Linked DNA regions of Homo sapiens: regions 2, 3 and 4 are each linked to region 1. A link is a loop called in an ENCODE intact Hi-C map of the cell type or tissue named here. Cell type or tissue: A673. All regions are shown on one strand. Region 1 has its middle 41 kb from the start of RRAGC. Region 2 overlaps LOC105378657 (a long non-coding RNA gene). Region 3 holds the start of LOC105378660 (a long non-coding RNA gene). Region 4 has its middle 130 kb from the start of LINC01685.

Region 1 (8,000 bases):
ATTCTGCATTATTAACATTCCAAAATCCTTCCACTCTTGTACGTGTCTTAGATGGGAGTGAATATTTGAGAATTCAAAAATGTGGAGAGGATGGAGGTGGCAGAAGTTTATTAAATTGGCCCAGGGCAGTTTTGAAATTTGAAAGTTTCTCACACTCTCTGGCTCTGAGCCAACTCGCAGCCGACTCGGCTGAACAGCCTGTGTAAGGGTTTCTCATCAGGTACCCCTCTTTCCATCCTTATGGAAGCTGACAAGCAAGTGTGGTTGAGTACCAAGGGAGGACTCCAGACTTCTCCAGGTCCATCTGGACTCCGGGGCACACCAGAAACAAGGCACAGAAACATAAGGAAGATACTCAAGATGGCTTCACAGCAAGTGTATCAAATATTGGTTAAATTAATGAATAATTTTTAAGGCAAATAATTCCAACGCAACTTCTTTTTCACGTGAGTCAGCAATGAAAACTCAGCAGTTTCTTCCTCCTCTGATCTGGCTGATGTAAGCTAACTGACCCATTGGATAGCAAAAGATTTGGGGGTTTTGTTTTTGTTTTTCTCTGTTTTAGAAAAAAAAGAGAGAGAGAGAGAAAGAAGCAGCAAAACCAAACCAAACATCAACTCATTGTAAAACTGTAACAGAGTTTTAAAGGGTGTTTCCCCAAACTACAAATATGCTTTTCAACAAGATAACTGTAGGTTTCTGTAGCAATAGAGCAGACCAATTAAGTGCAAGGCTTTGAATCAAAAGGACTTGGGCTGAGTTCTGCCTCTGTCTCTTTCCAGCTGTGTCACTTCAGCAAGTTAATTAATCTCTCTGACCCTCAGTTTCTTCCACTGTAAAATGGGAATAACAGTAACACCTATTTTACAAGACTGATCTGAAGATTAAACGAAATAATAGAGATAAAGTACACAGTATCTGACACATACTAGGTGCCCAAGAAAAATGTAAACTGCTGCACATTATTATTTTCATCATCGTTATTGTTGGTGAGGTCATTTTTAAGCACCTTGGCCCCCAGAAGCAGAAGCATCCACAAGTCCTGCACTGAAGTCACAGCTGAGACTTGGTTTTCATCAAGAACTAAACTCAATGATCCCCTGACATGAGGCAAACTGCAAAATCAAGGCCCCTTCTGGTGGGGGCAGGGGGGTTCTCCTCCCCAACCCTCACTCCCCACACCCAGGTTTTGATTGCAGAATTCCCAGCTACGGAACACTTACTGAGAACATTTTGGAGTAGAAAGAAAAGAAAGACAAAATAGAACCTTATTCCCGTACTTAACGGATTAACTACAGCCCTCAATTAATGGAATTCTAAAATGTAACATCTTTTAAAGAAGAAATGACCCAATACCTACCCTCTGATCTCTGTCTTCGTCATGAGTAAATTGTTCCCTAACCCAAGTGCCACCCTCAGAAGACTCGGGTGAATCCTGGTACCTCCTAAGCCTCAGGGAGACACGCTTGGGTTTGCGGTAAAAGGGCGGAGCGGAGCCCAGAGGAGGCGACAGATGTTTGTGCGAGATTGTCACAGATCGGGGTGAAACTGAAAAGGACGGTCTCATTAACCCGAAATAACCAGCCAGGCTAACTGACCCAGAGCTCATACTCTCCGAGCACTGGGGGACATGGGAGTTTGCTGAAGCCTCTGCGCCAGGTGTGGGAGTCTGAGCGCGCACCCTGCAGAGCTGTGCAGGCGCTCCCCCGCCTGAGCAGACAGCCATCCATCACTCCAGGAGAGGCAGCGGTGGGGACGTGAACTCGGTCACCTCCTCCCCCTCGCTCCTCCCCGGCAGGCTCTGAGGAGCCGAGGCGGTGGCAGCAGCGCGAGGAACAGAACACGCTGCAAACTGCTTGGCTACCCCTTTACAAGACTGACGCCGCCGACACAAGTTTTTCCATTTCCCCAAACAGCCTCTCCGGCTGCCAATAAAGACGGCTGCTCTAGGCCCTTGCGTGCTGTCAAAGGGGTACTTCTCCAGCGGCTTCAGAGGCGGCTTGTTCGCCCAGAGCTGGAGCTGCAGGCCCCTAGAGAGAGCCACCTTCCCCCTTGGGCTGTTGGTGGGCTCCCTGCGACCCTGGCCAATTGCATGGCTGTGTGGAATAATTACCGGGTAATTAGATGGCAGGCATGATAGGTGCCGGGTACTGGTTTCCAAGGGGACTTCGAAAAGGTATTCTGCCGCCCTATGCCTCCTCCCAGTACAAGGCACAGTTAATGCCTCAGATCCCACACCGCCTCTCTCGTGGAAGTGTGCTCTGAGCCACTGGGGCCTAAGCCGAGTTGACAGGCTCCATTAGAGAGCGACTCTGTCATGGAAATTGTGATCTTAACAGAGGGACATGTGGCAGATACCAATTCCACTCACATCCTTGTACTACGTGGCTTTCCCAGGGGGCTACTGATGGGATCAAGGGATGTTCACACCACCAGTCCCCAACTGCCTTCATCTGACCTGACCTGTACGGCCCAGACCGGGGAAGACAAGGCCTGGAGAGCCATCCTGAGGAACAACACCCTTCAGTGCCCAACTCTACTCCTAGGACCTAATGGCCCATGCACTCGGACAAAGCTTCAGATGATTTTCAAAAGCAATGCAAAGTATAGAACTTTGCAAGGACTTTGGGATCTAGAGGATGTCTTTTGAGAAGGCCTGGCAGCAACAAGAGTCCTGGACTGGGAAAGCTGGATGCCCCAAGTGACCTTGGCAAAGGCCTTCCCCCTCTAGGCCTCAGTGTCCCCACCTCCAAGGGCCAAGACAAAGTCCAATTTCTCAGAATCTGAAGCACAGTTCAGGTCTGTTGCTGCCCAGTGCACAAAGATGACCTGTAGGCCAGGTCAAATTCACAAAATTGAGCCCCTTCCTCCTAGAAAAGAAAGAAGCCACATCCAGAGAAGAAGCATGAATAGAGAAGGGAGGTGAGAGGGTCCTTTGTAGACCTCCCCTGCACGTCAGGCAGATCCCAGCACTGTAATGTCAGACCTTAAAGGCAGAGAACCTACCACTCTGAGGCCCAAAGAAAGGGGCCAATGAAACGAACCTATGAATTCATATCGGTGCACACTCCAGAGACAACAGGACTGATCCCAGTCCCCTGAGTCCCACCTCCCCTCTGATGTAGGGAAGGCACGGTTTGCCCAGCACCACCACCTCCTCTGCCCACACAGATGTCTCTCTCCGATGAGGCCCAAATCATCCGTGTGCCAACCTCCGAGACATGCCAATCTCTGCTCGCCCACAGGTGCCGCCGCGGGGATGGGCGGGTGCCTCCACCTGCCATTGTGGGTTCTGGGTGGAGGTCGCTGGGGCTGAGGCAGGCAGGGACCGGCCCGCGGCCTCTCCCAGCTAGGGAGAGACTCCACATGCCTAGGTCTGGAGCAGGAGAGGGGAGATAGGTAGAAGGCTTGACCATGGGTCACGTCTAAAGGGACCGGATCAGGACACAGTCAGGCGGCCTCCTGCCGCGGATTTCACCCCACGCGGTCTCGCCCCGACCGTCCCCGGGCCCTGTGCGCGCGGCCGGCATTGCCCAAGAGGGGCTGAAGGCGCCCCCGCCCGGCGGAGCCTACCCCAACACGGAGCCCAGAGCGCCACGCCTCGGACCCCGCTCCGGGTAAGCCCGGAGCAAGCCCCCGCTCCGTTCCGGACAGGGGAGCCTGGGCTGCTTTCTGGAACTCTTTCCTTGCTTTGGTCACTGGGGCCCCGGAAGCGTGGGCTAGGGTGCCAGCGACAGCGCCTTCCGCGGAGCGGCGCGCTGGCCCCTCCGGACCCTGGGTGGGCGGCCGCCCGCCCGCCTCGGAGACCAAGGCTGCCATCTAGCGGCCACGCGGGGCGCCGTCGGGGACCGGAGCCGGGCCGAGCGCTGGGGGCTCCCGGGTCCGCGGCTGCGCGGCGGGGTTCCCAGACCCGGGACTTAGGCGCAAGCTTCAGAGCGAGCTGTGTGACCCTGGGCACGCCCAGCCCTCTTTGATCAACCGTCCTTTCTCGGTAAAACCGAGAGGATACAACTCCTCTGCTCGGGGTCGTCGGGAAACGCAGGACCGAGGGACGGCGCCCCCTCCTTCCCGAGACCACCCGCCCCATCCACTCCGCACCGCACTCCCGTCCAGGGAAGTCTTAAGGAACCCAGTCCCCCTAGACGAGAGGTGGAAGGAGGCGCTGGGGAAATCCTGCAAAGCAGGAATCCGCACTGAACAGCAGGATCCTTTTCCAGGAATTGTAAACCCAGAATTGTAAATAAAATGCTAATGATTTATTCGTGCTCAAACGCCGGGGGCTGCGTCGCCGCTTTTGAAGACAGCTCCAAGCGTGGCTTTCCAGGAAGGCAGGCCTCCCCGCGGCGCCTTCCAGGGCTCCCCGGGGCCTCCTCCCTGGCCGCGGGTCCGGGCTGGGGGACAGGCAGTGGTTCTTGTTGGAGCGCTCCCAACCCGTCCTTCACTGAGACCCGGGTGGTGGTGGAGGAGGTCTTTTTCCTTCCATCCACAGCCGAGTCAGACCCCTCAGCATTCACCCATCATGCATGCAACCAATGCTTCCCCATCGCCAAATACCTACTAAACCCTTAGCTGACCATTGGCAGTCAAAAAACAATCGTGAGAATCACATCTGGTGGGGAAGATTGACTCGATGAATAATCCTACAAATAAACGCGTGCTTCTAAATTACAGTGTCCGGGATAGGGGTAGGGGTGGGGCTGGGGAAGGTAAATACAGTTTTTTAGCTTCCGGGATGTTTTCCATCAAAGTTCTGAGAGCCTGAAGGGGCGCTGAAGGGGCGCTGAAGGGATCGAGTCTAGCCTTCTCTTGTGAGTCTTGACTACCCTACATATTTAAGGTATTTCATTAAAGGGTGAGCTTTAAAAAAATAATAAAATAAATAATTCAAGCAATATGCATTTGCATCTGTGGCTGCCATGGTAGCTCTCTGATGCCTGACCTGGCTGGGGAAGGTGGGAGCCCGGGGGGGGCGGGTCACTGATCTTAGGCAGGAGGAGGTAGAAAACAAGGACTTTCCTTCAAACTATGCAGCCTGTCCAGCTGACCAGAGCAGCAGAGATGGCTCAGTTTTCAGCTGCCTCTCCTGAGTTGACAGGAGGCATGCAAGAGACCCCAGAAGTGGGCTCAGAGCTACCTAGAGAAGCTTCCGTGGTCACAGGGCCTCCACCTCAGGGCCAGGAGACCTGGAGTGGCCCTACCCAGCTCTCCCACAACTCCCTGCAAAAGCACATTGCAGGCTTTGTTTGTTTTCAATAAAAGCTTCTCTTTCCCACACTCCCTTTATATAGTTTCTAGAGAAATAGCACGTCTGGTTAATACTGACCTTCCTAAGGTCTTTTTGAATGTAAGACACAAATGTATCAAGGATGATCAAGGTTCCTACCTCTACCAGCAAGCTGATTTTTTGCATTTGGTGGGCCTCCATCAGACCACCAAGGAAACAGTCATAGATTGTACTGTGGAGGAAATTCAGGCGTCCCGCGGAGGCCTAAGCTGAGTGACCTTTATTCTTGTGTTCACTGGACAAATGTTTATTGATCTCCGCCTATAGACTGACTCCATCCTGGGCCTTGGGGATTTAAGACAGATAAAACAACTCCTGCTCCCAGTGGGCTCACAACCTGAGTCAGGTGCCTCCTTTGCAAAGTAAGGAATTCTGGGATTGCCACCCCTTGCCCCTTGGACCTCCCACCACCTCCACACACACAATTATATGTCCCTTAAATTAGTGTATATTTTGAGGGAATTCATGAAACAATCAGGTCCCTGAAGCTTAAAAAAAAAAAAAGTGATATTTGGTCAGAGCAACCAGGAACAAAGTCCAAAAACAACCTCTTTGGGGTACCCTTGTTGCAATACCCATACCCTAGGCTGAGCTATGTTAAGGATCACACTTTACTTCACAGGGCAGTGTTCTAGTAGATTTCTTTAAAATAATTCACAGTGTTGGAATCTCACAATGTTGGATCAAAGAAATAAGACACAAAAGAGCACACACAGTATGACTCTATTTACATAAAGTTTAAAGCAGGCAGTAATATGCTATTTGGGTGTAAAATTATGAAGAAAGGCAAGGAAATGATCATCACAAAAATTAAGATCATGATCACTTCTAGGAGAGAGAGTGTTGAGATAAAGGACTCTTAGCTCATATGGTGGGTTTCTGTGAGGCTGGCAATACTCCATTTTTGACCTGGGTGGTGGTTACAAAGGTATTTGCTTATAAATTATTTGTCAGATTGTATCTATGTTTTATGCACTTTTACATATGTAATAGCCCCAAATTTTAAAAATGTTAATAAAAAGATAAAGGAAGAAAAAGAACATCCAGCCTATTTTTAAAATGCATTATAATTTTCTCAAACTGAATTCTTCAGTTTGGGTGTCTGTATCTTGCCTGAATTCTCTATCACTGCTTGTATCAACCATTTGATGGTTGCAACAGGTTCTGATCCTGACTCAGCCTTACAGACACTGGGAAGGCAAAAAGCTGAGCCCAGGAGACTTGCACTCTAGTTCTACAGTATTACTAATTCATTGTATGACCTTCCCTCTCTGGGCCTCAGTTTCCTCTACTGCACAATGGCAGGGGTTACAGGAGATGACTTCTCAGGTCTGTGGTCATGTGACAGGTGCCTCGGATCCCACACATCTTGCAGTGATGTCACTGCCAGAACAAGTGAACATCCCCAAAGCAAAGCCATCAAACACCCAAGGTGGCCCTCTGATACTGCCACAGACTGTTTCTGGGGGCTGGCACCCTGCCTTTCACCACCTCCAGAATCTACAGCTAGAGAATCACTCCATCAGTTCTCAGATTCCTCCCCTCTGCGGAGACAAGAAATGTCTTTGGGCCTGATGTCCCTCGGGGATGTGAACACCGCTAAAATCCCATTGATTAATCGGGTCCCACCCTTGGATCAATGGCTGGCATTAGAGGAGCTTAGCGCAGTTTTATTAGTCTGGCTGCCCTCTTGCAGATGTTATAGATGAAGAAATAAAATGAGGAGGAGAGGGAAAAAGGACAAAATCATTAGTCTGAAAGGAGCAAAAGAGCATCTTCTCTGTTTTGTATTCAGATTTAGAGCTGCGCTGTCCAAGCCAGGAGCACACACAACAATCCATTTGTATGCTGTTTCCAGGAGTTCAGCTAGGCCTCCTGCTTTCCCACTTTGCCTGATCGCTGAGATCCCAGGAGCATTTGGTCCGCAGCAATTGCCAGCCCAACCTCTGAAGCCATTTTGCAGGGCTACGAAAACACCTGAGGTCCCATTCATTCATTTATTCATTTCTCACAAGGGCAGAAGGCTTTTGCCTGACGTAGGGAAACAGGCCTAAGTATCTACCAGATAATCCATCTTGAAAATGTCATATTTGCTCTGAAGGGACTGGTCCTTCCACAGGCCTTGCAGAGAAGCCTGCTATAGCCCTCACCTTACCAAAGCTTTGGTTCCAACAGAGAAAACCCAAGGGCTCAGCTTGCTAAAGCTCTCCAGAGAGGCACTTTGAATTAAGACCAGAAATGCTTTTAAAAGACTCTGGTCTCTGGTCTTCTAATGATGACCTCTTCCTTAATTTTGTGATGGCTTCATCTGCCTCTTTCGATCATCTAGGTAGCTATAAAAAGCTGAACACCTCCTACTAACCCCATTAGGATGAAAGCGGAGGATTTTATTATTCATTTTTCATAGGAAGAAGCTCAAACTCCCCCAGGAAGTGTAAAAGGTAGGTTTTGATGTATCTGGTTATGGAGAGGTTGCAACAAAGCAGACCCTCCGAGAATGGGAATGTCTTGTGGAAGGACAGGCAGGAAAGGTTGGGGTAACCACGCTCTGCAGGCAGGGAAGGGAATCATCTCAGGCAGTTCCACTGACTCCAACAAGGCACGCACCACCGCTCTGTGACATGCACTGATTTCAGGACCTGCCTGGGAATCCAGGAATAACCCAAATCCCCTAGAACACTGCCTCTTGATAATTATCTGTTAAACATTTGCAACA
Region 2 (8,000 bases), 330 kb before region 1:
GGTTCCTTCCAATTCTAAGATTCTGTGGCTCTCTACATACATAAATTACCTACAAAGGAGAGAAGAAAGCCACACTGGTCTGAATCTCAGATCATGATTATATGCACAGAAAACTAAAGGTGTTCAATGGTTACTTTTGCCCACTTCCATTGCACCAGCCAAAGGAATATAAGGACTTCTTTCCTTCCCCCTCCAATTGAGGGATCAAAGCTTTGTCCCTCCCCGACAGGAGGCCTTCTGTCACCAACACACTCCCTGCAGATGAGGAATACTTAGAGGGCCATGGTTCTGCTGCTCAGCCCAGCTCAGCTGGGTACCACTTCATTCATTCCACAAATGCTTCTTGAGTATCTGTTTTTGTTTTTTGGTTTTTGTTTTTGGTTGTCATTGTTGTTGTTTTTCCAGATACTGTGCTGGGTGCTGGGGATACTGAGTCAAGTAAGATATGATCCCTGCCCTCAGAAAAACTACGGAATGATGGGACATCCATGAAAGTCAATTGGATGTCATACTACAGTGTAATTGAGGCAGATAAAAGGTGCTCTGAGGAGGGATGTCTAACCTGGACTGGAAAGGCTCCCTGGATGAGGTGACTCAGGCTGAATTTCAGAGGTACTGTTAACAGTTAGTTAGCTAGACCAGTGCTGTCCAGTAGAATCTTCTGTAGTGACGGCAATGTTCTATGATCTACTTACACAGTACCTAGTAGCCACGTGAGGTAACGGAGCACTTGAAATGTGGCTCATGCAACTGGGGAACTGAACTGTTCATTTTATTAAAGTTAAAATGTGTCTATATTGGACAGAATAGATAGGCAAAGGGTGAGAGAAGGCTGTTACAGATAGAGGACAGAGATCAGAAGTGTGCAAGGGCACAGCACCTGGAGGGCATGACGAGGCAGCCAGTGAGGGGCCAGAAGAAGGGGCCTGTGGGTCCATGGTGGGGGATGGGATCGAGACTGGTCAGCAGCCAGCTCCTGAAAGTCCTGGTGTGTGAAGCTAAAGAATTTGAACTTCCTGGCCGGGCGCGGTGGCTCATGCCTGTAATCCCAGCACTTTGGGAGGCCGAGGTGGGCGGATCACGAGGTCAGGAGATGGAGACCACGGTGAAACCCCATCTCTACTAAAAATACAAAAAATTAGCCGGGTGCAGTGGCGGGCGCCTGTAGTCCCAGCTACTCGGGAGGCTGAGGCAGGAGAATGGCATGAACCCGGGAGGCGGAGCTTGCAGTGAGCCGAGATTGCACCACTGCACTGCAGCCTGGGCAACAGAACGAGACTCCGTCTCAAAAAAAAAAAAAAAAAAAAAAAGATTTTGAACTTCCCATTTATCCTGAACTTCTTATTTTTTTTTTTCTCCTGGGCTCATGAAATCTGCCTGCCTCAGCCTCCCAAAGTGCTGGGATTACAGGTGTGAGCCACCAAGCCTGGCCCTAAGGTTTTAAGTAGAGAATGATAAAGTTACATTTGTGTTTTAGAAATATCACTGCAACAACAGTGTGGAGAATGGATTGTGGGAGAGGCCGTGGGCCAGGGGAGCAGCTTGGGGAGGCTGCTGAGAGCCGGAGCTGCTGAATGGCTGACAACAGAGCTAAGCAGGGGCAGTGGGAAAGAAAAGGATGAGGGCCCCAATCTGATCTGACTCAGGACTTCTATTGCTGATCAGACCTACTGATGGGGGGAGGACACAGCTGGGATGAGATCCCACCCAGGTTCCTGGCGTAGAGGGCAGGTGGATGCCATGGCATGGAATTCCCAGGGAGGGGGATTGTGGGCAGAGCCACTAAGGGCATGTGTATTGAGTCAACAGAAGAGAGCATGAAATGGAACCCTGGAGAAGGGAGACATTTAAAAGGTGGACCAAGAAAACAAGTCCACGAAGGATACAGAAAAAAAAAAAATCAGAGAGGCAAAAAGAAATCCAGAAGATGAGTGTCACGGAAACAGAGAAGACAGAGTTTCTAGGCAGGAGTAGTCAAGAGTGTCAAATGCCATATGAGCATTAAAAGGGTGACAGTGAACTTAGCAATTAGGAGGTGAGGGTGGGGTGGGAGCAAATTTAGTGGAGCACTGGGGGTCTTAACACCGATCTGGATTTGACAGTTGAGACCTGTTTCTTCCTGAGATCGTCTGCTCCCTGGAGACATAGGGCCCAGTGGCTTTTAAACTTTTTTGAGTCACAAATGCCTTTGACAATCTAATGAAAGCTATGTCTCCTGTCTCCAGGGAAATTCACCCACAAATAAAATGTTGTATTTCATTTCAAGGATCCCCTAAAGCTCATCCACTGACCCCCTGGTTTTAAAAAAGTCAAAATTACTTAGTTTCTATTTGCTGAGTTCTGGCTGCAGAGATCTGAATTCTAACCAAATCGTCTGCTTCCTGGGAATCTAAATCTAGACAGAAATCTTCCATTCCTCCATCTCCTGGGGCCCTCTAGCCTCAGCTCCAGCCTGGTTCATTCACATTTCCAGGCTTATTGTCCTGCTTCCTGTCAATCAACTCTAAATCATTACGCAAATTAACATCTCTAAAGCCCACCTCAGCAGCCTCTGCCTGGAGATGTGTAACTAGTGTTTCCCAGGGTCCAGCCTGGGGTACAAAGGGGTCACAAAAGCAGTTATAGAACTGGGAGAACCGCCTGCCGCCCCTGCACAATGCCAGCGGGTGGAGCAGGGCTTTGCTCTGACATCTGAGGGCTTGTAGCCCAGGAACGTTTGTCACTGTCCCTTCCCACCAAACATCTTGGTTCACAGGTCTCTTTTGGCCCTCTCTTCCAGTTTTTGAACATACCTAGGTATAAATGAATTCGCTGAAGTTTCAAAGCTTGTTCCCAGTTTAGGGGATACCCCCAGAAGAAAGGTAAAATCAATGTGTTTTTTTTCAGAAGAAAAGAGGGAGAATGGGTGGAGATATAGAAAGAAGGGAAGAAGGCAGGCAGGCAGGCAGGAGGAAGGGAAGAAGGAAGGGAGGGAGGGAGGGAGGAAAGAAGGAAGGAAAGAAGGAAGGAAGGAAGGAAGGAAGGGAGGAAGGAGAGGTCATCTTGTTGCTAAATCTTGGATTCTTAAATCAACCTTAGCTGTAAAACCTTTACAGAGTAAAGTTGCCAAAATCCCACTCACAATTCTGCTATTACTACAACTAATGATAATAACAGCCACAACCTCACATGTTACTGTTCTGTTATTTTTTAATAAAAAATGTATACAGTTAAGGTGTACAATGAGATGTTTGATATACATACACATAGTGGAATGATTACTGCAGTTAAGCAAATTAACATATCCATCTCCTCACATAGTTACTGCGTGTGCGTGCACACTTGCACGCGTGTGGGTGGTGAGAGCACCTGAAATCTACTGTCATTGAATTTCCAGTATCCAGCACAGTATTATTAAGTACAGTCATCATGCTGTGCATCAGCTCTTTAGACATTCATCCTACATAACTACAACTTTGTACCTTTTGACCAATCTCTCCCCATCTCCTCACCTCCCTGCCCCTGGTAACCATGGTTCTCCTACCTCCTGGACAGAAGAGAGTCCCCTAGCAGAACTAAAGTGAATGGCGATTCTAGTAAGCTTACAGTTGGCTACTTTTCCTGAAAGCTTGGGAAAGCCAGCAAACTCCCCCATAAATCCACCCTAAACAAATTCACACATGAATTCCAGAATGCTATCTGTTACAACTTACAGTTGCGTCAATACAGGATGGAGCTCCCCAGACGGTGCTGGCTGTTGAGTGCTGCAGCGAGTGCGATATTGGCCCTTTAGATTTCACAGACACCCTCTCCAAGTACAAACACACACTCACACACACACAGACACATGCGCGCGCCTACTCCATCGCGGGCTGCGTGGTGTGTGCAGTCAGCAGCCGTGTGGAGAATGTGAAATCACACCTCGCTCTCCTTCCGAGGCAGTGAGATCTTTATTGGTTTGGGAACTGCAACAGTTTGCGTGCTGAGAGGTTGCAGGAGGTTTCCAAGCACCCCATGTGGAGTTTGGTGCTCTGGCACCGTTCACATGGTTCCCATTTTGCCAGATCCTTTCTAGAGGCTCCTTCCGCACAGCCTGGGGAAGGCCCTCAACAGAACATAATGTAAATCTGTGGCTCTTGTTAGTGTTCTCAAAGATAATGCATAGGTTCGTTCAGTATTTGACAGTTCACACAGATTATTTCTATTTCTTACCCTGTTTGCTACTCAAGAGGCACTAGGAGGGATCCCACACAGGAATTATTGACCCTGCTTTGCGGGGGAGGAAAGTGAAGTGCAGAGAAGTCAAATAACTTGCTCAAGGTCAAGTGCAAAGAAGTCAAATGACTTGCCCAAGGCATTAAGTGGTAAAGCTGAAACCAAAATCCGGGCTTCGAGTTCAGGCGCCTTTCCCCTGACTCGCCCTTATCATAATCATAATCTTAAGCTATCTTTACATTTATTGGTAACTTTACAGCACAAAAAGTCACCTATGGAATTCCATATGGCGTTTCATTCTGCTACTTGAATACTAAGACTATGTAATGTTTTCTATTTATTGCGCACAGATCTTTATTATCCTCTCAAGCCTAAGAATTAGGGAACTGTTAGCTAGAAATGAATTTGTGTTTTATGGCAACACTGATTGATAAAATACTGTTGGGGAGCAAGTGATGATGTCATCATGTGGCCTCAGGTTTCGGCTTCACTATTCTATTCGTGTGACCTTGAGCAATTCCCTTCACATAAACAAGGGAAAAGTTGTAGCCAGTGGGCTCCAGAGACATGATCTTAGGTTAGAATTCCAGCTCCATCACTTCCTAGCTGTGCCACCTTGGAGAAGATCCCTAACCACTCTGAGCCTCTGTTTCCTCATTTGCAGAATGGGGATAATAGTAGTACTCTGTCATGAAGGGTGTGTATTAGTGTGCCAGGGTTGCCATAACAAATACCACAACCTGGGCATCTTCGACAACAGGAATTGTCTCATAGTTCTGGAGGCTGGAAGACCAAAACCAAGGTGTCAGCAGGGTTGGTTCCTTCCAGGGACCCTCTCCTTGGCTCACAGATGACCATGTTCTCACCATGTCCTCATGGGGGCTTTCCTATGCATGCACATCCTCGGTGCCTGTGTGTCTGCAAATTTCCTCTTATAAACACACCAGTTGGATTGGATTAGGACCCACCCTAAAGGCCTCATCTTAACTCAGTCACCTCCTTAAGGGCTCCCATCTCCAAATACAGCCACATTCCGGGGTGCTGGGGGTTAGAGTTTTAACATATGAATTTCCAGGGGCAGGGGAACATAATTTTGCCCATAACAGACTATGAGAATTAAATGAAATATTTTGTTTAAGTCACATAGCACAGTGCTCCAGAGCCATCAGCAGGTGTGACCTCTGGTGCTCATCGGTGTAATGGAGATAATAATACCTCTCCCATGGGATTGTTATGATGATTGATGCCAAAGTGCTTCATAACCTACACATCACCTTAACAGGATGAATACTAGGTGCTGGGGTAGGGGTGGTGAAATGAACTGGTCACTTGATCTGGGAATTACCAGGCTATTCCATGGGAGGCTTCAAGGGTATTCTTGCTGGGTCACAGCTGCTCCCCAAGTCACAAGCAAAGAGAGTTTGGGGCCAGGGTAAAGGCTATCTTGGTTTCGGGTGAAGTGGCATGGACAGCAGGTTAAGACTGGTTCAGATGGAAGGAAACACAATGACACTCTCCATGCAGGGATCCTGAACTCAGGTGGAAGCACTCCAGACAGGAACCTGAACGTCTCCAGTCAGTTGCCAGCTGGAAGCTGGTTATTCTAGAATGAAGCCCCAGGGTGCTCAGAAAGGACCTCACTGCCCCCCTTGAGACTAGAGGACTATTAGGTTAAACTACGTGAACTTGCCAATATTTGACTGTTTTTGATCTGCACAACTAGCAATTTCATATAATTTAACTGAATATTAACCTCCACTTTGTGAATTCATGTCTCTGTGCCATTTTATTCTTTGACTGATCCCCATGATTCAACGATTCACTGGTTCAATCTTCAATTCCGCAAACATTTACTGTCGTCTGATGCATGGGCCGTTGTGCTTGGAGTTAAGGAACAAAGCCACCCCTCTTCTTCCTGCCTAAGTTTCAGACGCTTTGAAAGAGATGCGGAGTCAGGCAGATGGAAGCGGAAATGCTTGCTTTGTTACCAATAAGATTGGCTCTGGAGAGCATGCGCAGACAATGGGCCTCCTGATGTTGACCACCAGGATTGGGCAGACCACCATCCAGCCACAAGGGGCGCTAGAAAGCTGCTGCCCTTGCCTTCACTGCCAGGGCTACCCAGGCACAGGTTCTCTGCTGAGACAGCTTCCAAAAAGAAGGGGGAGGAGTTTAAGCTACAAACCTGCTACCTCTCCCAAGCTGGGGGGTGGGGGACCGGAAAGGGAGATCAGAGTGACTAGAGGCCAATTCAGGGCAAGAGTGCAGCTTGCCACCCTACCACCTGGAAACTAAACCAGAGAGAAAGAGGTTTCCCCACAAACAGTAATGGCAGCCCCCACCCCTGCCCTCCCCCCGCCAAATCCCACTTACTGAAAGCCGGTATGTGCACGGGAGACTTTATGAAAGGTTTTGGGGTAATGGAAATAGATTTACATTCCGGCAAAGCTAACACATTATAATTAGTTACTAGAAATCGTTTTCTTAATAGGCTGCTGTGTAGCTCTGTTGTTCCTCGCTCCTTTCTCCCCCTTCCTCTGTATCTCCCTCTCTTCTTTTTACCTCTTAAGGGCATCCTCACACCCCATTTTACTATATAGAACATTCTGATTCTCTTCAACTTTACCCCTCAGTTTCAGTTGAGATATTTCTTTGTGTATTTCTTCTCCCTCCAGAGGACATATCTCTTTCTGGTATATAGAAGCAGCTACCTTAAGAGTACATAAATAATTCTTTAAGCCCTGAAAACCCCAAACCTACTTATGACCTTATTATCCCATCATTTCTGCCACAAAATAAAAACCTAAAGAATAAATCTCAGTTATGCTAATATTTGACAGACGCGGAATCTCCCCCAAAATGCCTTTTTCTAAATACAATTATTCTAAGTACTAATCCAGTGAAGCTTAGTGTTCAAAAGCACAACACTAACAATCTCTGCTCTCCAAAATTAATGTTAATAAATTAAGCTTTGCAATATACAAATTAGTTCCAACCTGAGTCACTAATTTTCATTTTCCCTCTTCCCCTCAAATTAAGAAAAAGTGAGGGAGAATTAAGAAATTAAAGAGAAATATCCAATACTTCTTTCTCCGTAAAGAACGAGTTCCAGAGATGAGGTTTCACTGTGTTGGCCAGACTGGCCTCGAACTCCTGACCTCCAGTGATCCATCCGCCTCAGTCTCCCAAAGTGCTGGGATTACAGGCATGAGCCACCACTCCTTGCCTTTATCCTGTTGGTTTTAGGAGTCAAAGGTAAGCAGGAGAAGTGGCGCCCACCTGTAGTCCCAGCTATTTAGGGAGGCTGAGGTGGGAGGATAGCTTGAGCCTAGGAATTCAGGGCTGCAGTGAACCAAGATCACACCACGGTACTCCAGCCAGGATGACAGAGTGAGACCCTTTGTCTTAAAAACAAAAACAAAAGAGTCAAAAAGATTTGTTCTCACCTGGGAGCTTGAGGCCTCAAAGTGCTCATTGAAAAGAGATTTGGGGCTGGGCGGAGAGGTTCACGCCTGTAATCCTAACACTTTGGGAGGCTGAGGCAGGCAGATCCCTTGAGCCCTGGAGTTTAACCTGTGCAACAAGGCAAAACCTCGTCTCTACAAAAAATACAAAAAATTAGCTGGGCATGGTGGCACATACCTGTAGTCCTAGCTACTTGGGAGGCTGAGCTGGGAGGATGGCTTGGGCGCAGGAGGTTGAGGCTGCAGTGAGCTGTGATTGCACCACTGCGCTCCAGCCTAGATGACAGAGACCCTGTCTCAAAGGAGAGAAAAAAAGAGAAATTTGGTGGCAGTGGGCTATTG
Region 3 (8,000 bases), 91 kb before region 1:
TTATCTCTCCACACCCCTTACCCCCAAAGTCACACTGGCCTTCTTTCAGTTTTTTGAGCAAGTCTTCTTGTCTCAATATCTTCGGGCATGCTAGTCTCTCTGCCTGAATACTCTTCCTCCCAGCTACTTAGATATCTCTCTCACACACACACCCTGACCATCTCTTCCCATCCTTCAGATCTCAATCTCCCTAGAATGCCTCCTAGGACCACAACATTGGGTCTTAAAATCAATGTGCACATTGAAAGTGGTTGTGTTTCATTCCTCCTGCCCCCCAGTAAGTTTTCATATTAAATCAACAGTGTATTGTCTAATCAGTGTGCATGTTAGATTTTTAAAACTACAGTCATTGTTGAATGAATGAAATACAAGTCCTCTGCCCCTTCACCCACAGTGCATTCTTCTCTGCTTCTGAGGCCAGCCCACTCACTTCCTTGTCCTGAAATCATTCAGTCTGTCCCCTCTGCCTGCTCTGGCTTCTACTGTAGATCTACAGCCATACTCAGAAAACTCCAGACAGGTCTGCCTTCTTTACAAAGTAGAGGGGCGATGCTGCCTGCCATTTCATCATGGGGCCCCTCAGATCTCATGGGTTTAAGGTGCCAATGCCTTAACCCAGGTGAGAGTCTCTGATCCCCAACAATCTAAGCAGCCAAGCATGCGGTGGAGTTTCCTGCAGAAGAACCAAGTTGGTACTTTTTTCAATGTTCTAGACTGAATTATTATAGCCAGAGGGAGCCATTCATCAGCTCTGACACTGCAGGAAGCTTCCTAGGCAAACAGCTTTATTGCTGCGTGAGATTAACCCAGACTGTAGTAATTTGTAACAAAGATAAGAAAATTGCACTGGTCTCTCAGAAATAAATCTGAATTCCAGAGTGGACAAAGGGGACTTCAACTTGAAATCTGCTATTTCAGATATAATCAAATTTATAACAGCCCCTGAAGAGTATAAAAAGCCAAGGGCAGCTTCCTGTTGGAGGTGTCACTTCAGGACCCACCATTATGAAATCAATTTAGCTGGAATTCCTAACAAGCCAGGAGCCCAAGCCTCACCTAACTTTTATGGAAGACTATTTGGACTACTTGAGCGTCATTCCCTCATCTGTCTACCTTCACGATATGAGCAGATGTCATGGGGTAAGAAATGCAGGCTGGGATGTGAGGTCAGGCGACCTACCTCTTACCAGCTGTAAAATCTTGGAGAAACAGAGACGATAACGGAGGCCCCTCCCAGAGCTGTTGTGAGGATTAAATGAGATAAGAATGTGAGAGTGGAATACAGATGTCAGTTATTAATGAGAGTCTGGTAACCTGATAGACATGATGGGTTGAACTCTTACAGGTGCTCTGAGCAAGACTTCACTTTACCAGCTTGGCCTCATTTCACTCTCCCAATAATTGCACAGTCAGGGAACTGTAATTATGCCCATTTACAAATGAAGAAACAGAAGGCCAGAGAGGTCATGGAACCTACCCAAGGTCACACAGCCAGTAGGTGGCATAAAATGGCCAAGTGTTCTTGGCCACTATAGAGTGCTTTCTGCTATGCAGCAGTTGCTGTGCTAGACACAGGGATATAAAGGTGACACTCCTGTGGTACCAGACCTGGCAGAGCACACAGCCTGGCTGGAACGCACACCTATCAATAAGAACCTTTACTATATTAATAATAAGTGTAAAAAGTAAAGTAGAGGTTCCTCTTCAAAGACTTTCCTCCCCATTTAATGAGGAATAAATAGTAACTTCTTTTAGAAGCAAAATGTATTCAAAGACCTGTGCTAACAGTCTTAAATATCTGCCAGCCGTGATAAAGAAATCAATGTACTTTACGTTCTTAGCTCCCACAATTTAGCCTAAATATTTGCCCTGGCATGCTTATACTGGTCCAAGCAAACATTAGGTCGTAGCCTGTTCCTCTTCCTTATTTGAAGGTGTTTTTTTTTTACCTTTCCCAGCATTGCACAAGTTACTTCCTCCTTCCTTTGTTCTCCTCTGCCTTTGCCTCTCTTAAAAAGTTCAAGTTGCTAGCCAATCGGGACAAACACAGAATGTGAGGTCCTGTTCCAGCCAATGGAAACTGGACACAGCAGTAGGGTGGACGCGTCAGGTTATAAATTACCCTGTCTCCTTTGTTAGGGGTACTCTCATGGCAAAACTGCTGGCGAGTGTATCCTTTCTGCAGGAAGCAAAAATGGCCTTGCTGAGTAACATTAAATTTATGTTCAAGTGCCATTTCTTTAGGGCACCGGGGAACAAGCATTTCAAACATAAGTAATGCTTTGTAAGCACAGTTCTAGGAGCTTTATACAACTCTCATTTAGGACTTACACAACCAGAGAGAAAGATAGACACCATTATCACTGTACTGCATGGACAAGGAAACAGGCCCTGAGATCATACACTGGTAAGCAGTGGGGCCAGGAATCTAAACAAGGCTATATACTTATTTCTCTATTGCAGGAGTAGATGCTATAAGAGAAAGACTAGAAGGGTCATGGGAATCTGGGCTTGAAAAGGAGCCAAAACATCTCCCCAGAAGAAGTAACTCTTGAGCTGCTTATTTAAAAAGAAGTAGGAGTTTGTCCAGCAAACAAAGGGAAAATCAAGTGAAATCTCAGATTGTCCTGCAGCCCTAAAGGACTCTACCCTTGCTGTGCAGGGTGCCATCACAATTGTCCAGCCTGACCACACATACAGAAGGACAGCTGGCAATATTGAGCTGGCAGTGCTGGCGTTCATCTAGAAGACAGGGACCCATTTCACCATCTCTGCACGCCCAAGGCCCACACAGTGCTCAGTGCCATTCTGTAGACTTGAACTGAATCCAGAGGACCTTGGACCTAGAAAAGCTCTTGAAGACTGGGTCATCCAAGTTCCTAATTTTATGGGTAGGAAACTGAGTCCCAAAGAGGGAAAGAATGGTGAGACTTTTCAAATTCCATGTGTACATGGGTCCAGAGGGCCCCAAGGCAAAGGTGGCAGCAAGGAAGTAGCATGGAGCCAGGGGAGCTGTCTGGAACCGGATTTGGACTGGAGGCCAGAGTTAAGGTGGTCTCTGGAAGCAGAAATGGGTAGGAGGCAGCATAGCACGGAGGTTATAGCCAGATAGATCTCAGATTAATTGGGGTTCTGCCTCCTGCTGGCCACATAAGCTTGGACAAATTAACCGCTGTGGGTGTCAGTTTCCAAATTTGGAAAATGGAGGCAATATCCCCCCACCATAAGACTGTTGTGAAGATTAAGGGAAATTATGCATTTAAAAAACTCAACATAGTGCCTGGTGTACAGCGAGTGCTCAACAAGCAGTACTGATTACCAGGGTCACAGTTACACTTTAACCCATGTTAAAAGGTGAACCCACTTAGAAGTGAACAGGCTGCTCTTCTCCGCATGAAATTCCCCCTCTTTACCGGCCTCCATGTTCGCAGGGTCTCTGAAAAACAAAAATACACATTCTAGCATTTTGCAGGGAGCCACAGATGCTTCCCATTGATGCCTATTAAAAAGGGGATTGGTGAGGTTTGCTTCAGAAACTTTCATGGGAAAAGTTCCCCAAAATGCATCCAATCCAGAGGTGAGCACTGTACCTGGGTCACTCTGCCAGCAACTCCCTACAAAGCATTCACCTCCCTCAAATCTGTTCCTCCTTGAGGGTCCAGCAAGACGTCTCTTTTATACTTCACCCAGAAATAAAGTAAATATTTTTCAATGAAATTCAGCGATTAATTAAACACCGTCCCTCTTTAATAAGAACGTTGAACCAACAGCCGGCTGCATATTCCGACAAGAATATTTAAAGCAATTAAACTTTAGCTACTTTTAAAACAAATTCTTTTAAATGCTAATGACCATTGTTTTCACATTTGATAAGTAAAATTTTGTGTCGAGCAAGGTTAGATGATTGCAATGATTTAATTGTACTTCTCAAAGAAAGGAAAATGTTAAGAAAAAAGCTAAGATGGACCTCTTACCACATTCCTACCGCAAAATGTCCTGTAACAATAGAAGCGTGATTTGCTGAAATTAAAATGCTATTATGGTGAAATTAGGGCTTCAATATTTTTAGCAGCTTTAATAGGCCTTGCATTTTAAGGGACATCTGATAATAGATAATTACATTTCATCTTAAAGAAACTGAGTTGTTTTCTTAAGGAAAATACTTTTCTTTCTTCCAGAGAGGTTAAAGCCGAGCCATCATTAGAAGCAGCACCAAGCTCGAGGTTCCTGCTTCAGCTTGGGAAATAAAGATTAGCATATAAATAGCCTTCGGTGCCTGCTTGATTCCAGCTATTTTGCGTTTCAATGTGGCATCAGAATGCACTTAGCAAGAAATGTTCGAGAGGAGAAAGAGGTTTGTAATATGTCGCTTTTATAGAGGGGGGAACTTTAAGTATAAAAGATCATCCACTCCTCTGCGGGCTTGTTTTTTTTTCTTTTCTTTTCTTTTCTTTTTTTTTTTTCCTTTCAATGTCCCAATTACAGACTCCAAGGAGCCAACAGGCCCCCTAGAATGGAGCCTTAGTTTATGCTACAGCTCTTTCTCCAGACCAGGAAAATAAATCAAAATGGTGTACAGGAAATAAGATAAATAAGCGGACTTCCTCCCGGATTCAGCTGGAGTCCTTGGGGGGCACAGCCATGCCCTTTCTCCTCACCCCCACGCTACCCATCAGCAGCAGGGACGTGGGATGACTCCTCCAGGACCCATTTGCTGGAGCAATGAGGGACACTCCTGGCTTTCTGCCTGGAGGCCTGCTTCCCTCCTGGGAAATCGTGGAGACTGGGCATGGAGCCCGCGGTTCTTTCTGCCTCCCCTCCAGCCCCCACTCCCACCCCTACACACACACATACCACATTCACGCTGACTGGTTCAGGCTGAGTCTCCGGCTGTAGCAGGATGACTCGCAGACCTCACACTTTTTCTGCTTGGCACGGGGCAGAGGGCAGTTCTGAATGGTGCTACACGGCTGTTCTACGGGACCTTGTTTTTCCTGGGTGTGGCAGTGGTAAAGGGGTGTGGGCCAAACAGTGGTAGCCTCTAGTCTAGTTCCTGGGGTGGCTTGGGCCAATCCAGAGCCCTGGGTTCTAATCCAGACTCCCCTGAGAACTTGGAGACAAGTCCTGCCAGCTCTGAGCCTGAGTTCCTTCACTTGTAAAAAGAGAATTATAAACCCTGCCCTGCCCACTCATGAGGCTGTTATAAGAACCGAGGAATGGATGTGAAAGAACTTTGTAAGCTCCCTCCCATGTTAGCATCATGTGATTAGGACATTGCTGAGGTTTTTTTTCCTGGATTGTCCTTTTGTCCCAAGACCCCAGGTTTCCTTCTGTCCACCCTAGCACCTCATCTATGCTCCCTGGACTCTGCCTTCCCACCCAGAGTGAGAGGGTGAGGAATAGATAGTGTTTAGGAAATTAGCTAGGAGGTAACAGCTCTCAGCTATCACGGCAAATGCACCCACTTGGGTTGTCTGAAGATGACTGTGTGAAGACAAGGCTGGGGCTTAAGAGGTGGAGTACAAAGGGACCTGGGCGTCAAGTCCGAGCCCGTAGCACCCTGGACAGGTCATCCTGCTCTTGGAGCCTCTTTTCCCCCCTCAGATAGGAATGTTGATAATTTGAGGTGCCTTTCATGGCTATTCTAAGGCTCAACATAGAAAACAGGCCAGAACAGCTGGGCGCAGTGGCTCCTATCTGTAATCCCAGCACTTTGGGAGGCCGAGGCGGGCAGGTCACCTGAGGTCAGGAGTTAGAGACCAGAACATGGCAAAACCCCGTCTCTACTAAAAATACAAAAATTAGCCGGGCATGGTGGCACACGCATGTAATCCCGGCTACATGGGAGGCCAAGGCAGGAGAATCGCTTGAACCCAGGAGGCAGAAGTTGCAGTGAGCTGAGATCACGCCACTGCATTCCAGTCTGGGCAACAGAGTGAGACTCCGTCTCAAGAAAAAAAAGAAAGACAGAGAGAGAGAGAGAGGGAGGGAGGGAGGGAGGAAGGAAGGAAGAAAGAAAGAAAAAGAAAGAAAGAAAGAAAAAAGAAAGAAAGAAAGAGAAAGAAAGAAAGAAAGAAAGAAAGAAAGAAAGAAAGAAAGAAAGAAAGAAAAAAAGAAAACGGGCTAGAGAAGTGCGGGGCATTCATTTGCTTCTCATCCTTTTAGCCTGCATTCAGAGGGGGTAAGGACCAGGCTGGGGTTCCGGCAGCCAGTCCCCTCCCACCTCTCACCTGGCAGCAGCTTCCTGCTCCCAAACCCAGCAGGCTTTGCCACAGGAAAAGTGCCCTGGTGGGCTGGGGGCACTCCCTAGTCTCTGCAAGATTGGCCCTGACTCTGCAGGATCTCTTCGGGCTGCACCACATCCTGCAGATGCCACAGGCACTGTCTCTGTAGGAGGGTCACCACCGCTTCCACAGAAGCCCTGGTAATCCCAAGGATTCTAACCAGGCTGTGATGGGGATGCCGTGCCTGGCTCCTCCAGGGGAAAGGTGCTGATGCACAAAACCTTTGCTCCTTTTCCTGCTATGTCCCACAGCTTCAAACACAGTGCTGACAGAAGAACCACGTGAATTCTGGACTTCATGCATGAAGATTGTTTTCATCCCAAAAAGCTGTGTTTGGAACAAAGGTAGCTCCTTACAGGAAACCTGAGGGGGTTCTTTGGGTGACTTGGTGAGGCTCTGGCAAGGTGGATTGGAGGGCAGTGGGCTCAGACCAGGGTTCTGGGTCCTGGTCTGCTCTCTGCTGCTTGGGTGAATTGGTCCTTGGTCTTGGGTGAATTCTTCCCACTGTGCAGTGAAGTTAATCTATAATTAAGGGTTCTGCATCAGTCTCCAGGGATCATTCCTGCTCAAACTTCTGTTCTTCATATATTACTATTCTCCTGGGTTTCTTCTGGCCTGAGTACTTTTCACTCTAGCCAAGATGCTCAATATCATCTGTTTTGCTAATCCAGGCAACTATAGTAACAGTGTCCATGTACAGGGTCTTTTATTATGCCCATTTTATACAGTAGAAAATCAAGGCTCAGAGAAGTTGACTGACCCCAAATGGAGAGCCAAGACTCAACCTCAGGTTTTGACTCAGCTTCAGATCCCAAGCTTTTACTCATCACACACTGGCACTTTCCCAGGTGGCTGCCTTAGTCGAATACTGGCCCATTTACAATCAACATAGTTGTAGGACAATCTGTGTCTCTCGTGCTAAATTGTTTTCAAATTCTGATACACAGAAAACTAATTCCACTGAACATTAATAGGTTTTCCTTGGGAACAACAACAAAAATGTTTCATCATCAAATGAATTTGACCCTAAGTAAAACAAGTAAACAGTTTCTTTGTACCTGCAGGACTTCTCAGGGCCTTTAAGATGCCAGTAAGGTATGCCATTTACTCCTGACCTTTATCCATGGACCCTTTCCTCCTTCTTTTTTCTTGAGCAACCTGTGTTCTACTAACAGATTAGGCTTCTGCAACTTCACTACTAAAAGTGTGATTCCCAGACAAGCAGGATGCAGCATTGCCTGGCAGTTAGTCAGAAATGCAGACTCTCAGGCCCCACCCAGACCTGCTGAATCAGAGCCTGCACTTTAAGAAGATGTGCAGGTGGTTCACATTGAAATTTGAGAAGCACTGGCCTGTAGTAAACATATTGGGAAACATGGCTGATTCATCATGGACTGTGTCCGTGTACTAGCCATCAACCCGTAAAATCAAGCAGGGACAAAAGTATCAAGCATTATTTGGCATTACGTGGACCAAACAACTAGATTTGGAATTAAGTCGAGATGCTGTAACATCACATAGAAATAATCCAAGCTAGTTCCCACAATGGAAAGTTTCTTCCCATTCCTAGGGAGATGTAAAAATGGATGGAGATGAAGGGATGACCAATACCCTTTCCTACAGCCATTCCTAAAATGTAGACATGGAAAGTATTGCATACCTCTTCCTAAAATGTAGAGGTCTTTAAATTCTTAGAAAGAGTGCACCTCTGTTTCC
Region 4 (8,000 bases), 210 kb before region 1:
TCATCACCAGAAACTCTGCAGAAAACAGGTTTTGAAAGTGGACAAGAAATTGATATGTTTGTTATCTAAATCCTGAATTATTTTCCCCCTTGCTTTGGGGTGTTTGGAAGCTGCCTGCAGCACCTTAGAGAGATGCTGTGTGCAACCCATTGCAACCTGCATGTGATCGGGTGCTGAAGGAGAGGGGAAGGTCATTTTCAGATGAGCTTCTCCAAGGATGTGACTGCCAGCAGGCTCAGGAAGTATTAGCTGCTTGCAGTCCTCCCTCAGCACTGGCCCTGCCCAGCCTGCACCTGCCTCTGCCAGCCAGCTTACAGGGGACAAGGATGCAAATAGGGAAAGTGGGGAGGAGCTGCAGAGTGGGGAGTCTGGGGAGAAGAAAGGGAGGACTTGGCCAGGGATGTGGGGCTCTGTTTCAATGGGCCTTTGGTTTATAATTCCACACGTCCTGTGTTTGTTCGGCTTCAGCTTGCATAACTCCAGAGATGGGCTACTCACTACCTCTTGAAGTCACCGGTTCCCATTAGCTATTAGGAAGTGGGGTCATTCAGCATTTCACGGCCCACTGTGTGCCCAGCAAGGCTGCCACCCTCCTGGAGCCCACTGTACTGCAGTGGACAGGCACAGCTACGTTTGTTCCATCTCATTATTCTGTCCCAAGGGCTGTCCTCAGCACCTGCACTGCAGAAGTGGGCACATCATTTCCCCTGTAACCAAAACATTCCTCTTCCTTTTACAGCTCCTCAAATGCTGGGACATGGAGTTCTGTCTCTACTTCCCTCATTCTATCCTTGCCCTGCCCCACTCACCACCTCCTCTCCAGCCCCCCTGCTTCCCAAGGGAGGCCGCTGGAGCCTGAGGCATGCACTTCCCAGTCTTGGCAAGGCTATGGGGCCCAGGCAGTTCTCAGACCCCAGGGCCCAGATGCTGAGAAGAGAGGAAGGAAAGGAATCCCTAGGTACTCTCTTGGCACAAGACAAGGTCTCTTGGAGGCTGAGCCTCTCTTACTCAGGAAGGCCCTGGAGTATTGGCCAGAGACAAAGCATGAAGTTCTCTGACAATACTAGTAAGAAGGCCACATTTTACACCAATAAAAGGACTATATCTCTGGCTAAAACAGTGATGGTGGGAGATTGAGAGAAAAAACAGAAGAGTCATAGGGAGAGAGAGACAGAGACAGATACAGAAACAGAGAGACTAGCAGAAATAAAGACAAAGAAAAATGTGCACAGAACAGAAAGAGACAGACAGAAAGATATAGAGTCAAAGAGAGAATCAAAGCAACAGTCTCGGAGAGACAAGGATGAGAGGCTCAGAGATGGGAACAGATAAAGATGGTCCTAGAGACAGGGAGAGATGCTCATCAATGGACATATCAGCCACAAAAGTGGGAAGAGGGGCCCGAGACCCAGAAATCCAGAGACACAGAGAGGGATGCCCACGTACCTCCCAGACTTCCTTTTTACTCTCTTGACTAATTTTTTTAAAAAGCAGAAGAAATAAAATGGTTTGATTTGAAGTCACTTCCAATAAAGATCCATGTGCAATAAAGGATAAGCATGAAAGGGAAAAGGCAAATCTAAACTGTTGTGGAAGAAGGAAAAAACTAATTATACCGAAGACCTAGCTGTGGTTACTTTAGTGGCCTGCAATGAACTACCTGATTTTCATGCCTCGTGTACACCCATGACCTTGATTCTGGGCTGGCCCTGTAATCTCCTTTTACCAATAGGATGTGGTGGATGTGACACTGTGCCAATTCTGAGCCTAGGCCTTAAGTCCTGGCAGTTTCTGGGAGTGTGTGTGTGTGTGTGTGTGTGTGTGTGTGTGTGTGCGCGCGCGCGCACGCACCTGAGTACACACGCTTTGGGGAAAGCCATCCACTGTCTAAGATGTTAGACTGTACTGAGGCCATCTTGCTTATGTGAAGATGCCTAAGCTAATCACCTTGAGAGATCATGTGGGGAACAAGAAACTCAGCCAACAGTGAGAACCAAGGCCCCAGATATACACCCTAAATCAAACTGCGCCACAGCCCTCAGCTGCACACACAGAGAGCAGAGGTCAACTCTCCCCACTAAGCCCTGCCCAAATGCAGAATCATGAGCAATAACAGAATTGTTGTATTTTAAGTCATTACATTTTGGGATAGTTTGTCATGTAGGAATAGATTGCTGAAATACCAGGTTACTACAGTAGCAGTAATTAAGTCTAGCAGATTCCCTAATTTCCTTTGGCTGATGGATTATGTGGGAGACTCAGAGCATCTCTTTCCCCTGAAGAATAAAAGTGATACTCAGCTCCTTAATTGTAAAATCAGCAAAAGTCCATCATTGGCAAACTGGAAAGAAAATGGTAATTCACAGACTTACCTGCTGTGGAATAGCGATGCTGCTGCTGCTAATGATCAGTGACTGACTAACGATGGGTAAAGAGAATCAGCGCTACATTTTTTATTAGCACTTACCACATGCCAGTTTATCCCATTTTATAGAAGAGAAGACAGAGGCACAGAGATGTGAAATGACCACCCAAGGTCTCACAGCCAGTCCTTGTCAGGGCCAGGATTTGAGCCCAGAACCCAAATTAGATTAGAAATCAAGCCGAACAAACAAATCCCTACCCAGGAACTACAAATTTAGGGGCCACCTCTGTATCCCAAAGGCCCTGAGGCCAAAATGCTCACCAGACATTCCTGGGAAGTGGGCAGTGGGGAGGATGGGCCAGTGCTCTCGCCCTCTCTCGGGGTGGGCTGGCTCTAGGGTGGGGTCTGTTTTTCTCTAGAGCCCCGGGCAGACGAGCACCCAGGGAAGGCCCCCCATCAGGTCCACCCCACCGTGGCCCCGTGCACTGGTCTAGCAGGGCAGCAGCCCATGCCTGCAGACTCTGTCTTGAGGCCTGGAGGAATCACTTGACTCTGAGATTGTTTCCAGGAATACTTTCGCTTCTGTTATTATACTGCCTTCCCTGACACCCCCTCCCCCCAGTACTTTTTTTTTTTACACTAAACTTTCTCTGAATTCACCTGATTTTTCCCATCTCCTTTACATTCTTTATGGCAATGGAGAAATAATCACCGCTTCTCCGGCAGGGTGATGGGAGTGTGCAATATTAACTGTAAATCAGGCAGAAATTGGTAGAAGGGGAAGGGTTTGATGAGGTGCAGAGACATTATATCATTTTAAAGCACTTTTCTGGTCTCCAGTAATCCCCATGTAAATGAAAAGGAGGCGACCGTGCCTCTCTCTCCCAGGCTGCCTTGAGGAATGCAGAGAAAATACTCCTGGAAAGCGGACCTGGGGCAGAGGAAGGTTGGCTGGGGCTGACAGGGGAGGCAGAAATGCCCAAGACGATGCCCCCAGCCCCTCCACACCAGGGCTGTGCTCACGCTGGGACTGGAATCATCCTGGCCATGCTGCGCCTTCGTGAAAGATGAGGACCCGAGGCTATGGACCGGGAGGCGTTGGTGCTATTCACCAACAGGGGGCAGGGCTGCATCAAACCATCTGCATCTTGTAGCCCGGTGGTCTCAACCCGAGTGGTACTGCCCCCAGGGGAGCGTCTGGAATGTGGGGCCTCCAGGGACTCTGTCCATTGTCAAATGTCTTGGAGGCACTGCAGAACTTGGTAGAAGCGTAACATCCTGTAATGCGCAGAAGACTCCCACATAACAAAGAATTGCCCCTCTTAAAATGCTGGTAGCTTCCCCTCCGTGCCATGCTCACACAAAGAACTTCACTTTCCTGAAGAATGACCATCTATGGAGACTTATAACTGCAGGGCCCATCGCCAGGGAAGGTTCATTCTCTCCCTGACCTCCCAGGTTCCTTTAAACTTAAGTCAGTTCATTTAGGCCTACTGGCTGCTGCTTCAGCTGAATTCAGCTACCTGCGTTTCATCCAATCTCAGGTGTTATTGATTGATTGTAAAGGAAGGCACTGTTTTATAGACTACTAAAAAAGGAAAAAATGCTGCAACTCGATGCTTTCTCATTGGTTAGATTTTTTTTTTTTTTACTTTATACTTATTGAAAGTGTTCTTTCATACTTATTTAATCATTGTATATCATGGAATGTTACAAGTGCGGTAAGTTAGCTACCATATTCCTAACCTTCCCATTCAGGGTCCAATCTTACGCATCACTTTTCAATTCAAAGTCACCAATGTCCATGTTTCTCCACGTGGAGTTGAGACAGGATAGTTCCCTTGACCCACTTCGTGGGCCAGAACTGGAGTGGCTCATTTCACTCAGCCCGCCGCTGGCCACTCCTCACAGGAGGGAACCAGAGTGTGGAAACCACAGCAACCAGCCAGTGGCTCCTCTCTGGCGGGAACAGCCTCTGTGCAGGCCCTGCAGCAGCGTCCAAGCGTGTTACAACCAATGTTCTTTCAGCTCTGCCGTCCAGGGATGGCCAAGTACCAACCAACTCAGTGGAGGGTCAGGGTGACAGCCCCTGCCCTCTTGGCACCCGGGTTCTTGTCTGGCGTCCAGGAAGAATCAGGTCACACAAACTGTTTGAAAGGTGATGGATGTGGACGACTTTATTGAGCAGTGGGTGGCTCTCAGCGGAAAGGGAAGCTGGAAAGGGGATAGGAAAGTGATCTTTCCCTGAAGCCACACCATCTGAAGTCATCAGCATCTATCCATAGTCTCCGATGCTCAGTTGCTTTTATGCTCACCGCTCAGCCGCTTGTATCCTCAACGCTCAGCTGCTTGTATTGCTCTCAGAGCTTTTATGGGCACAGGATAGGGGTGGGGCAGGACAAATGGGCAACGTGTGGGTGGAAAACCGCGGTCAACTATTTTCACTTAGGGCCGGGGTTCTATGTTTAAGGGTGGAGTTTAGCTGGGAGCCCAGCCCTTCTGCATAGAATCATCATTAGTGACATCAAGAGTGGAGATGATGCTGCGTTTCTTCAAAGAGGGCTCCACTCCTGTCTCTGGGATTTTCTTCTGAGCTGTTGATACCCATTTTACATTTGTGGTGCTGGCTGTTCCTTTTTTATTTTTACTGATACATAATGGATGTACATATTTTCAGGGTACATGTGATAACTTGATATATTCATATAATGCGTAAAAATCAAATCAGGGGTAACTGGGATATCTATCACCTAAATATTTATCTTTTCTTTATGCTAGGAACTTCCAATTATTCTCTTATTCCTACCTTTTTTTTTTTTTTTTTTTTTTTTTGAGACAGGGTCTCACCTTTTTACCAAGGCTGGAGTTCAGTGGCTGGATCTCAGCTCACTGCAGCCTTGACCTCCTGGGCTCAAGTGATCCTCCCACCTCTAAGTAGCTTGGACTACAGGCACACGCCACCATGCCCGGCTCATTTGTTTCTTTTTTAAGTAGAGATGGGGTTTCGCCATGTTGGCCAGGCTGGTCTCCAACTCCTGATCTCAGATGATCTGCCCGCCTCAACCTCCTCCCAAAGTGCTGGGATTACAGGCGTGAGCCACCATGACTGGCCACTAGCTTTTTCTTGATCTTCCCAGAATGTGTCAACAAAAAGTTTCAGACAATAAACAAAACTTATTTCCTTTTCCAAATGGTCATCAAATATTTTGTTGATGGGCCTTCAGGGGCCTGCCTGCTGGCATCTGACCAGGTCTCCCAGCATAACTGCATCACCACATCAGTGAAGGGAAGGCGCAGCCTCTGGGGGCCGTGTCACTACCCCTGTCTGAATAGCAGCAATTGTAAGATGATAAGATGGATCCTGATTATAGAGATGCTAAAATGGGAAGAAGTGTATACCTCAGAATCTACAAAATACATTAGAATATTAGTTGGTCTTTATGGATAGATGCCCAGAGCTCCAACAGAGACACCTTAGCACTGAAACAAAGACTGCTTGAGAGGCCCGGGAAGGTTTTTCAGACAAAGATGTACTTTAGACAGACAAATAAATGGAAAGAGGTTTCCAGGCAGCAAGAATTTGTACAAAGCAGTATAAATATAGAATTTTAGGAAGAGAGAGAAGTCCAGTGCGCCTGGATCATGAGGTACATTGGGTAGAAATGTGGCAGGAACTGGGTTGGACTCCAGGGTCTGTAATTTCATATCTGTGTGACCTTGGATGGTTTATCACTCTCAGCCTTAGTTACCTGAACATCAAACAGAGAGGTCTTCAGCCTCAGAACTCCCAGGGCACCAAGCAGTACAATTTGAAAAACAGTTCTAAAGGCATGAGGATTAACAAAGGATCTCAAAACATGAAGTGCACATGGTCAGATATGTGTTTTAATAATAATGACAACAATAGGAACCACTGATGCAATACCTACTATTTGCTAAGCCCTTTGTAATTATTAATAGAAGCTACTGTGTATTATTTGCCAGACACGGTGATAAACATTTGCCTTCAGTATTTCATTTGGTCCCCACAACATCTCTCCGATGCTGCTTTTTATTATCTCCATCTCATAGAGAATGAAAGTGACACTCAACTCGATGATCAGACTTGCCCTAAGTTCCACTGACATCGGTGGCAGAACCAGGACCAGAACCTAGACTGCTGACATTGAGACCTGGTTGCCATGACTCCCTGAGTAACTGAAACTCCTGGAAAGTTGCAGAGGTTCCCTTGCACAGCATATTCTACAGACTTCCCTGGGAGAAGCCTTGTCTCTCCAAGCACAAAGAACGGCTGGAATCAAAATTCCATGTGCATCCTAATTTCTGTGCATAATATTTTAAATGACAAATCAGGCTGCAATCAGAAAGCCCCTAACCAAAATTCAAGCCATATGCAAACAAGCTGTGGTCAACATCCACACGGGAGGATCAGCTCAGGGAGCCAAGTCTCAGTGGGAGGGTCTCTAAACTGGGGGTCCCCCGGGAACGCAGCCTAAGGGACTAGAGGCAGGCGCCTGATTTCTCTGCCAACTGCCTGCAATTACAGCAATTCTCTCAGTGCTGCAGACTCCCAGGGAAGAGTCATCTGCCGTTTGCTTAAACTGATTAGGAATTACTTTCCCTGTGTCAGAGTCATCCCTGAATCTCAGCAGTATGCAGAGTTGCTGTCCAGGCTTCCAAATCAACACGGATCTTCAAGATTCCAGGATCATCTCAGCTGCCCTCAGTAGTCTGGGGATTTTTGTTTCTGCTCTTTTCCTGTCTTACCAGGTTTTGTGCCTAGCGTGCTACCTAAGTAACAGCAGTGTCCACTCCCTTCAGGCCTCACCTGGGGGAACTTCTGAAAATACAATTCAGAAGCTTCTCCCCACTCCCATTCAGGGGTCATGTGGTCCTTCCAGAGCTTGGGTGGGCCTGGACAGTGCTAGGAGGTGGCCACTCTGTGGCCAAGGACTGGCCTCCCATGAGATGGGCCATCCTGTCCCCTGAGCTGCCCCTGGCCAGAAGAGTATAATGGTTTCTCTATTGTGCCCAGCTCCTGGACACCAACAAGGTGCTCCTCAGCATCCTTCTCCTGGAAGTTTCTTGTCTTTATTGATGTATTTAGTCAGGTTTGGGGTTTTTTTGTTGTTTGTTTGTTTGTTTGTTTTGAGACAGAGTCTTCCTCTGTCACCCAGGCTGGAGTGCCGTGGCGCGATCTCGGCTCACTGCAACCTCTGTCTCCCAGGCTCAAGCAATTCTTGTGCCTCAGCCTCCTGAGTAGCTGGCTAATTTTTGTATTTTTAGTAGAGACAGGATTTCACTATGTTGGCCAGGCTGGTCTCAAACTCCTGGTCTCAAGTAGATCTGCCCACCTTGGTATCCCAAAGTGCTGGGATTACAGGCGTGAGCCACCACTCCCGGCCATATTAGTCAGTTTTTCGTCTCTTAACAAATAACCTCAAAATCTTTGTGGCTTACCGCAACACACATTTATTTTCAAAGTTATAGGTCAACAGGTTGACCTAGGTTTGGCTGGTCCAGATGAGTTCATGTGGACCAGAGTGGCCCCAGGTATTGGGCTAGGCTCAGGTCTCCTCCACACACACATTCATTCTGGGGCCCAGGCTGCAGGCGCTGTGGATTCCAGGAGCAT

What was found. A loop is a pair of places that touch in the nucleus more often than their neighbours do. Peaks named below come from ENCODE experiments on the same cell type or tissue, not always from the same donor. Only the 100,000 strongest peaks of a DNase experiment are listed, where the experiment ranks them.
Region 2: a loop joins it to region 1, with 8 times the contacts of the local background. A loop is called at or near these places in 4 of 110 quality-filtered maps.
Region 3: a loop joins it to region 1, with 3 times the contacts of the local background. A loop is called at or near these places in 3 of 110 quality-filtered maps.
Region 4: it touches region 1 in a loop (9-fold over the local background); 44 of 110 quality-filtered maps call a loop at or near these places.

What each region holds. Positions count from the first base shown.
Region 1 is chr1:38,814,516-38,822,515 of GRCh38, forward strand. No RefSeq gene overlaps it. Among named protein-coding and RNA genes, the nearest start is that of RRAGC, 41 kb to the right of the region's middle. RefSeq lists enhancers at 570-619, 1,350-1,851, 1,852-2,351 and silencers at 3,729-3,958, 4,849-5,016. In A673, no CTCF peak of the experiment used is centred here; a DNase peak (open chromatin) is centred at 3,776; H3K4me3 peaks cover 1,028 bases; H3K27ac peaks cover 1,015 bases.
Region 2 is chr1:38,483,713-38,491,712 of GRCh38, forward strand. The region is part of intron 2 of LOC105378657 (a long non-coding RNA gene); the gene reads right to left. Among named protein-coding and RNA genes, the nearest start is that of LINC01685, 13 kb to the left of the region's middle. RefSeq lists enhancers at 532-1,292, 1,293-2,053, 5,904-6,678, 6,125-6,419. In A673, a CTCF peak has its summit at 6,262; DNase peaks (open chromatin) are centred at 2,579, 3,029 and 6,289; H3K27ac peaks cover 4,886 bases.
Region 3 is chr1:38,723,595-38,731,594 of GRCh38, forward strand. LOC105378660 (a long non-coding RNA gene) reads right to left here and starts at 4,961. Exons shown (of 3, transcript XR_947213.3): 1 at 4,855-4,961; 2 at 3,365-3,436. RefSeq lists an enhancer at 3,343-4,868. In A673, no CTCF peak of the experiment used is centred here; DNase peaks (open chromatin) are centred at 757 and 4,677; H3K4me3 peaks cover 693 bases; H3K27ac peaks cover 5,134 bases.
Region 4 is chr1:38,604,969-38,612,968 of GRCh38, forward strand. No RefSeq gene overlaps it. Among named protein-coding and RNA genes, the nearest start is that of LINC01685, 130 kb to the left of the region's middle. RefSeq lists an enhancer at 3,081-3,870. In A673, CTCF peaks have their summits at 3,474 (motif pointing right) and 3,690; DNase peaks (open chromatin) are centred at 3,523 and 6,903.